Linked DNA regions of Homo sapiens: regions 1 and 2 are each linked to region 3. The links are chromatin contacts, found by Hi-C or POLR2A ChIA-PET in ENCODE. All regions are on one chromosome and are shown on one strand. Each heading gives the region's core, a stretch centred on a gene start or an enhancer-like site at or near the end of the contact. The rest is flanking DNA. Distances are from core to core; before and after follow the strand shown.

The links. Hi-C counts contacts between places; a loop is a spot of excess contacts on that map. ChIA-PET counts read pairs that join two places held with the same protein, here RNA polymerase II (POLR2A). Pooled maps may share reads with other maps.
Region 1: a loop to region 3 is called in a map of naive thymus-derived CD4-positive, alpha-beta T cell, with 7 times the contacts of the local background. The contact joins the promoter of ABRAXAS1 here to the promoter of PPM1K in region 3. A Hi-C loop is called at or near these places in 1 of 168 maps with a recorded cell type or tissue (naive thymus-derived CD4-positive, alpha-beta T cell), 1 of 37 single-sample maps with no recorded cell type and 8 of 50 pooled maps.
Region 2: a map of CD8-positive, alpha-beta T cell shows a loop between it and region 3 (9-fold over the local background). The contact joins the promoter of MRPS18C here to the promoter of PPM1K in region 3. A Hi-C loop is called at or near these places in 2 of 168 maps with a recorded cell type or tissue (CD8-positive, alpha-beta T cell and naive thymus-derived CD4-positive, alpha-beta T cell) and 7 of 50 pooled maps. POLR2A ChIA-PET finds 5 or more read pairs at or near these places in 1 of 52 experiments (activated CD4-positive, alpha-beta T cell).

The regions. Positions count from the first base shown.
Region 1 is chr4:83,483,848-83,486,547 of GRCh38, forward strand. ABRAXAS1 (abraxas 1, BRCA1 A complex subunit) reads right to left here and starts at 1,253. Exons shown (of 9, transcript NM_139076.3): 1 at 1,139-1,253. The coding sequence starts at 1,225. RefSeq lists a silencer at 979-1,468.
Region 2 is chr4:83,454,691-83,457,390 of GRCh38, forward strand. It overlaps MRPS18C (mitochondrial ribosomal protein S18C), which reads left to right and starts at 1,368. Exons shown (of 6, transcript NM_016067.4): 1 at 1,368-1,487; 2 at 2,219-2,268. The coding sequence starts at 1,388. HELQ (helicase, POLQ like) reads right to left here and starts at 1,133. Exons shown (of 18, transcript NM_133636.5): 1 at 707-1,133. The coding sequence starts at 1,003. RefSeq lists enhancers at 381-1,211, 640-689, 1,030-1,139, 1,126-1,420.
Region 3 is chr4:88,283,222-88,285,921 of GRCh38, forward strand. It overlaps PPM1K (protein phosphatase, Mg2+/Mn2+ dependent 1K), which reads right to left and starts at 1,340. Exons shown (of 7, transcript NM_152542.5): 1 at 1,185-1,340. PPM1K-DT (PPM1K divergent transcript) reads left to right here and starts at 1,709. Exons shown (of 5, transcript NR_134238.1): 1 at 1,709-1,840. RefSeq lists enhancers at 1,123-1,182, 1,223-1,312, 1,225-1,748 and a silencer at 1,483-1,702.

The DNA.
Region 1 (2,700 bases), core at 3-2,502, 4.8 Mb before region 3:
AGGATTTACGGTCCCACTCTATCTACACTACAGGTATTCCAAAATAATTTCCACAGCTACACATATATTTTAAATGGTCATATATTTGTTCTTTATTAGGTATTACTTTGTAAGGTTATCTGAAATTGTATACATAAAACATACCAATTCCAACCTTTATTAGGATTGTGCCAAAGAGCAATTTTGTAATGTTTAGATTTTGTAGAGACCGGGTCTCACTACGTTGTCCCCGATGGTCTCGAACTCGTGGGCTCAGGTGATTCACCCGCCTCGGCTTCCCAAAGGGCTGGAATTACAGGCGTGAGCCACCGCGCCCGACCTATATTAAGGCAATTTTGAGTAAAATAGACGTTATATCTTAAAATGAACTTAGCAGAAATTACTAGGCATTGTTCAGCAGGGTATTCTCCGAACTGTACCACACAGCAGGGAAGTGTATTTCAGATGCTTAGACTTTCTTTCTGCAAGTTACTGAAAGTGCTACAGGACATTAACTACTTCCGAGCTCAACGTTTTACAGCGTTTCTTTAATTTCATAGAACTTTTAGAAAATAGGCAACGTACTTTTAAAAACTGTTTTAACAAATTTAATAACGCAAATAAAAAGATATCTGATATACCAGATTAAGCTGTTCCATCCACTAAGATTTGCCACTGGACGCAACATCTATTTTTATTCCCTTACCATCCTACCATCGCAACAAACACGCACAGACGCTGCTCTGCATGAAAAAGTCCGCCTGGTTTTGCAAACGCCTGTCGGGCGTCGCGAGAAACGGAAAGTTTACCGCAGGCTCCGCAGAGCAGCGGAAAGACGCTCCGTGAACTTTCCATCTTTTCACGCCCAAGTTTCCACAGCTACAGGGGCGCCGAGGAAAGATGGGAGCGTGTGGGACACTTGGGTCGGAAAAGGGAAATAACGGAGGATAGCAGAGGGAGGGCTAATGCTGGAGAAGACTTCGTGGGCACGAGGCACCTCAGGGACCGCTGAGGGGGAGAGAAGGCAGAGCCGCGACCGCAGGGAGGAGGCGCGGCGGCGTCGGGGGAGCGGGCGGGGACCGGAGCAACAGCGGGGAGGCAGGCCGCGCGCAGGGCTCTTCCCAGGCGACGCCGGACCCCGCCCCGTCCCTCGGCTCACCGTGTCCGAGTCCGTGTTGAGGTGCTGGAAAGCGAGTGCGCCGAGCACAAAGCCCGAGAGCACCGCCGACGTACTCTCCCCCTCCATGCTACCGCCGCCTCAGGCTACACAAGAGGACGAGGGCGGGGCGCGCGGAGGCAAGACCCTGTGGTGGCAGCGAGGCGGGGCCCAGCGAGGAGGCGGGGCCTGCGCCGGCGCACGGGCTGCTGCGCGCTCCGCAGAGGGGCGGGGCGAGGGGGCTGAGGGCGGGCGCGGGCGGGTCCCCAGCCGCGCGCTCGGCTCCTCCTTCGCTTCTGCTGCCGGCCTCTCCCGGAAGGCCGCTGCATGTCGGTACCACTGCAGAGGGCTGCGAATTGCTTTTGGTGGCCTGCGCCTGCTGAGCGACCTGTCACAAACATGCAAAGCTATCAAAATGAACACGGTTGACAGGGTCATTTTAAGACAAGCAATGATTACAAGAATAAAAGAGTTGAGTAGCAACATTACGATGCCACAGTGGATATGCCACGGTTTTGGTTTTCAAGCTGCATTTTAGCACCCTTCACTCACTGAAACTTACAGAATACTAATAACCATTTGGGGATTGTCTTTGCTAGAACTCTCTAGCCATGTTCTGTGTCTGTGTGTTTGTGTGTGTGCATGTGTGTGTTCCCTTGCTTTTAGAAAACTTCAGCCTAATTTAAACAATACATGGATATTTAATGTTCTGACAGTTTAATGATAGGCATAATCATAGTAAGCTGGTTCATTTAATGTAAATGGTAAGGTGAGTGGACCAGGGCTTGGCAAATGTATTTTACACACACACACACACACACACACACGTAAAGGTATGTTTCTTAAATGACTGAAAGTAAGCATAATAGCAGACTACTGAATTAGTGTGGCACATTTGTGGGTTTTGTTGTCAAGCAGTTGTCTGTGGCTGCGTAACACACAATACATATGTATATAATTAATGATTATATATTTATTCCCTAGAATTAAGTTTCTTGCCTTCATTTTGTAGGGGTGAAGGGAAAGCTCTGCCCTCTGAAGGTTCACTGGAGTGAACTAACAAAAGAAAAGATGAACAGAAGGAAAAGGGATACGAATTTATTTTATTTTTTATTTTTTTGAGACTGAGTCTCGCTTGGTCACCCAGGCCAGAGTGCAGTGGCACCATCTCAGCTCACTGCAGCCTCCACTTCCCGGGTTCAAGCGATTCTTCTGCCTCAGCCTCCTGAGTAGCTGGGATTACAGGCACGTGCCACCAAGCCCGGCTTATTTATTTATTTTTTTTGTATTTTTATTAGAGACAAGGTTTCACCATGTTGGCCAGGCTGGTTTCGAACTCCTGACCTCGGGTGATCTGCCCCCTTCGGCCTCCCAAAGTGCTGGGATTACAGGCGCTCCCGACTGGCATACAAATTTATTAATGTGCCCTGGAGAAAATCACAGTAGAGTGATTACCCAATAATCCAATGAGGTTCAGATGCTTATGTACACTTTTTCATAAGGGAGAGGGAGATGGAGGAATGTAAGTAATTTTGAGGATCACAATTGATTCTTTGGATGAGCTT
Region 2 (2,700 bases), core at 118-2,617, 4.8 Mb before region 3:
CACTGGGATTATAGGCATGAGCCACTGCACACGGCCAGATTGTAATTCTTAAAGCTGTACTAAAACAGCAGGAAGACTGGTAGACGTCTACTGAAATGTCAGCGCATTCGAAGTTTCTGATAACTGCAGCGCTTCCCTCCCAGACTACAATCTACAGTGACTGGCCTCTAACAGAAACATGGTTGTACCACTAGACACTCCAAGGAGTTCCTAGGAATTTGGAATTGAGACTGAGAAACTGAATACTGACTTGGAGTGGTCTGCTACACAGAAGACACACAAACCTGGAGGCAGCAATATAGTAAAGTGATTAAGACAACAGGATTTGGAGCAAGAACTGTACTATCTCAACTTTTCAGGGCCTGATTACTGTCGTAAAATCTAGATAATATAACTAGCTTAACATAACGGGTCTTCAATAAACAGCAGATTTTATTTGTACAGTAGGAGCTGCAGTTATCTGGAAGCCTAGATTTGTGTCTCAGTCATGCCACTTAACTGCTGCGTGCACAACTTTTATGTCTCGGGGTTTACATTTCATATTTATATAGAAATGTAAATAACAAGGCAATCAATACCTCCTAAGTGCCGATTAACAGTGGTAACGAAGACGAGAGAAGTAAACGAAGGCGATAAAACTGGTCAACTCTTTGCATCTGGGAAGGATGCCAAAAGTTTGCAGTTTCAAGTTCCAAGTCCTCCGTACCTGGTCTCCCACCCCTCTGTCAGTGGGCATGTGACGTAGGAGGTCCGGGTTTGTATCACCACCTCCAAGGACGAGACATTCCGGGGAATCTGAGAGTAGAAGGGGCTGTACCTCAACCGGCAGTACGCCCGCGGTTTTCCGCCTCCTGTTCTCAGCCACCATTTCCTCCTCCTCTTTCCCCTCATCTCCGGGCACGAGCTCGGCCGCGGTGGGAGCGCCAAAAATACACCCCAAGCTTGGACGGTTCCTTTTGGGGAGAGACACCCGCCGGCGGATGCGGGAACCACATTCATCCATGGCAAGGACCCAGGGCCCTATTCAGACGTCGTTCTCAGTGACCCAGACGCTAAGCCCATATGGAAGGGAGAGTGGGACGCCGGAGCCCGCTTCTACATCCACCTTGGGAAAAGACCCCAAGTTAGCTCTCAGGGCTCGCGGACCGGAAGCACGCATAAACTTCTACCCTGTCCAATCATAAGCCTCACGTGACCTGCCGCGTAGGGAGGGCACGAACAGAAAGGTGCTGCGCATGCGTATTGAAAAACCTCACCTACTCTCGCGGGTCCTCAGCGTTCTCCTGCGGAACCTTTGAACGGGGTACTCGAGCCCACAGGGGAAGAGCAGCGGAAGGGGCCTTTCGGAACGATTTGGAACGAAAGGAAGTGGAAGAAACGCGGAACCATGGCCGCTGTGGTTGCTGTTTGCGGTGGTCTAGGGAGGAAGAAGTTGACACACTTGGTAACGGCTGCTGTCAGCCTTACACATCCCGGGACTCACACGGGTAAAGTCTCCATATCCTATGCTCCATTGTAGCGCTGCAGGCATTAACCTTAGTCCTAATGGTTAGAGTCGTCCCTGTTAGCAAAACGACTCTGGTTTCTAGGCGATTAAGTTTCTCCAAGATGGGTGGGAATCTGTAATTGCCTTTGACTGTTTTAGTGTCGTCTAATCCACTCCTTTAAAGTATTTAAACGTATGAGGAAGTTGGAGTGGTTCTTAAAAAGCAGAGACTTTCCTAAGATCTCTGGATAATCTTAGTGAGGAAGGGACATTTCCAGAGTCGCCCAGCAGCAAATTCCAGATGTCTAAGGTCCCCAAACAGAACAAAATTGCATAATTTTTGCAATTTTATCTTCTCTGTGCTTCTCTATAAATTCTTTCTGGGACGGGTCTGTTACTTTCTTTTTGGTATGACAGTGCCTTTCTGTTGCTTCTCCTATAAGAATTTGCATTAAGAATTTTCTCTAACCATGGAATGAAGGGAAAATAAATGTCAGAAAGAGCAGGTATGGGCGGGAAAATATGTTCTTTTCCCCCTAAGCCCTGGAAAGCACACCCATGTTGAGTCTTACTCTGTCCCAAATATAAAAGTTTTTAACCATTCTGAATATAATACAAAACCTTTCTTTAATATCGTGTCCCTTAATTCATCCTGTCTCCATAAAAACAAAAATCTTTAGCTATTCAGCTAAGAAAAAGAAATGGTTAATTGCTGTTTCTGTTTAATCGCAGTGCTTTGGAGAAGAGGTTGTTCACAACAGGTATCCAGCAATGAGGACCTGGTAAGAATTTTTTTTTCTATTAGTAAGGCCTTTGCAAATATGACCAAAATGTTTTTCTTTTTAAAACGAGATCTGGTATTAGACTCTAACATCTTTTATTTTAGCTACTTGAATAGAGTTCTGCCGTAGGACAAAACAATTTGATAATTACTCTGAGTTCAGAAATGATGATGAATTGATTGTAGTCATGTAGTCAGCTGAGTTTTGAAGTAGGGGAATTCCTAGATTAGAAGCAAAGCTGCTATAATACCATATTTTTCTTCCTAGATCTTAAATTTAAGGATATGTGATTTGGGAATTGTTTTTTTTTTTTTTACATAGCCCTTTGTAAGCAAATGATATGGGAATTTTAAAAGGTAGTTTGGGTGAGCAGAATTTTAGATAACTGAAAAGAGACTGTACAAAGCTTAGCTATAGGTTGGCTATAGTATT
Region 3 (2,700 bases), core at 90-2,589:
CTCCCACCTCAGCCTCCGGGGCTGGGACCACAGGCACATGCCACCACGCCCGGGTAATTTTTGTATGTTTTGTAGAGCCGAGGTTTCGATGTGTTGCCCAGGCTGGTCTCGAACTCCTGGGCTCAAGCCCGCTTTGGCCTTCCAAAGTGCTGTGATCACAGGCGTGAGCCATTGCTACCGGTCTCATTGCTCTTTTTCATCGTCATTGTAATCTGTCACTTTAGTCGCTCATTCTGAAACCGAAGGACAGCCTCATTCCTCCGCCCTGACGGAAAGAACCGATGAGGCCTTGCTGCACGTTAGCAGTGGGAGGCTCAGAAAAGCCCGTGGAGCTTTTGAGACTGCAAATTCCCTGGCTATTTCCACCTGGAGCCTCTTTGTCACATCCGGTGAATTCCCTCATCTACAGAAAGCGGCTGCTGAAAAAGACATCACCAGCTACAACGCCTTGAGTACTACAGCGCTCCCTGCGCAAAGTAAAACCCAAGTCTTCGGATCAAAACCAGCCGGGGCTGTGCATCCTTCACGATGCCGGACCTCCTGAAAAGCTCACCTGGGTACAGCTCAGGATCCTGGCCTCGGCTCGCTGGCCCTGACAGGCGGGTGGTCAGGGTGACACACGGTGGGAAGAACACACGCCCGCCTGCCTGCGAAGCCTCGCAAATAGCTGGGCTCCCTCGGCACCTTCTGCCGCCAGGTCTCCGCCTCCCAACCTCCCTCTGGGCGTACCGAGCCCGTTGTCGCCACGTTTCCCTCGCCCGGGAGGCAACGCGGCACCCACCCCGCAGCATCCTCGCTTCCGGGGCCTCGGGCAAGGGTCTCCAGTCCCAGCCCACCCACCCTGCCCGCCTCGCGCCGCGCTGGCCCTCCAGCCTGCGGCCACATTCAAGGCCGAGCGCAGTCTGGGCTGGAAACCCGCCGCCCGGGGCGCAGGCAGCCCAGCTGGGCCCCGCCTCACCCCGACGAGCTGCTCACGACCTCCAAAGGGAAGAAAGCGACGCTCTGAGAACTCCGAGAGGCCGCCGGCCAAGCGCCGACTCGGGGGGCGGGGGAACGGAAACCGACGTCTCCCCTTCGACCTCCCGGGAAACCCTTCTCCGTTTACTCTCCATTCCGCGACCGCCAATAAAGAACAGCATACATGGTTAGCAGAAATAAATGAATTGCACTCTCTAGGCTCTTACCTCTGGATGGCTACGTCCCTGAAAAATGTTTTAATTAGCTAACGGAGGACGGGGGAGGAGCTTTCTTGGTCGGTAAATAAGAGTGCCTTCTCCGTCGTCTCGGATCTCCGAAGCAAGCAGTCAAAGCGGCCACTGCCTTGCCTGCTGGAAATTCTCGAAAATTTTTCTCCCGCAGTTGACCAGATGGAGAGGGAGAAGTCTGTTCCCGCTGACTGACAGCAGATCCGGCCAGTCCGCACTCGGCGAGACGGCTGGCCGGCCGCCCGGGCCCTCGATCGCAGCCAGTCACAGATGCCGATGGGAACGAGCCTCCCCGCGGCTGCTATTTGACTTCGCAGGCTTCCAGCTGCGCGGCGGAGCGACGTCACCCTGTGCCAGTGGTGGCTCGCGGCGGCGCCCCGCCCTCCCGAGGTTAGCTCCCCAGCCAAAGAGGGGGCGCGCTTGCGCGGTGGGTGGGGCCGCGAGACTTGGTACCTAGCCAGCGGGCGGAGCGCGGAGGGGGTTTCGCTTCGGGCTAAGGGACTGTAGTTGTGACAGCCAGGAAACCGAGAACGGAATGCCAATACTGCTTAGGCTTAGAGTTTGAAAGGCATCTGATTTCACTGCCATGTCTTTGAACAGCAGTGCACAGTGCAGTCTTCTTCGTGGCTGAACAGGTATCTTGTGATCTTTAGGGAATGTCTATTAATTCATTAAACAAGTATTTCTGTGTTTATTGAAGGACGTCTTGTATGCTATACATTTGCTAGGCACTGGGGATACGCCCCTAACACAGCTAGACACGATAGCTGCCCTCATAGAATTTTCAGTCTAACAAAGAAGAGGGAGAAAACCAACAAGTAAGCAAGCACATAGAATAGTAATTAATCATGTCAAGGAAAGAAATAGGCATGGTGTGGACACTGGAGGATAACTTCAGATAAGATTGTTATATGAGAACTTTATAAGATGGCATTTAAACCATCAGTCATTCAGCCATGGAACCAATAAAATGATGAATTGTTTTGGGCAGAGGGGACAGCAGACAAAGGTCTCTCGGTGAGACAGCCCGGCGTTTTGGAAGAACAGAAAGAAAGCCAAAGTGTCTCCAGCATATTGAGGGAGGGAAAGAACAGCATGATGTGAGAGAGATGAGGCAGACAGGGGCTTGGAGTTGGCATTACATTTTAAATTTAATGGGCTTCTATTGAGGCATTCGAAAAAAAGAAGTGAAAGGGTCTGGGTTTAGACTTTACATCACTTTGGTTAGTGTGCAAAGAACAGTTAAAATAAGCTATTGGGAAACTGATTAGGAGATGATGACAGATGAAATTTAAGGTGGAAGATGACTTTGATTAAACTATGACAATATCACTGAAGGGAGAGAAGAGCAGAGAGATTAGAGATTTTAAAGATAAATAATTAACTTGATTTGGCATTTTAGTTATTCTAGGCCAGGGACAACTGTTTTGAATCCAGTGCATTTAATAACCAGGTTAGAGAGTGACTCTCATATTGACGGCTCACAAATTATAGT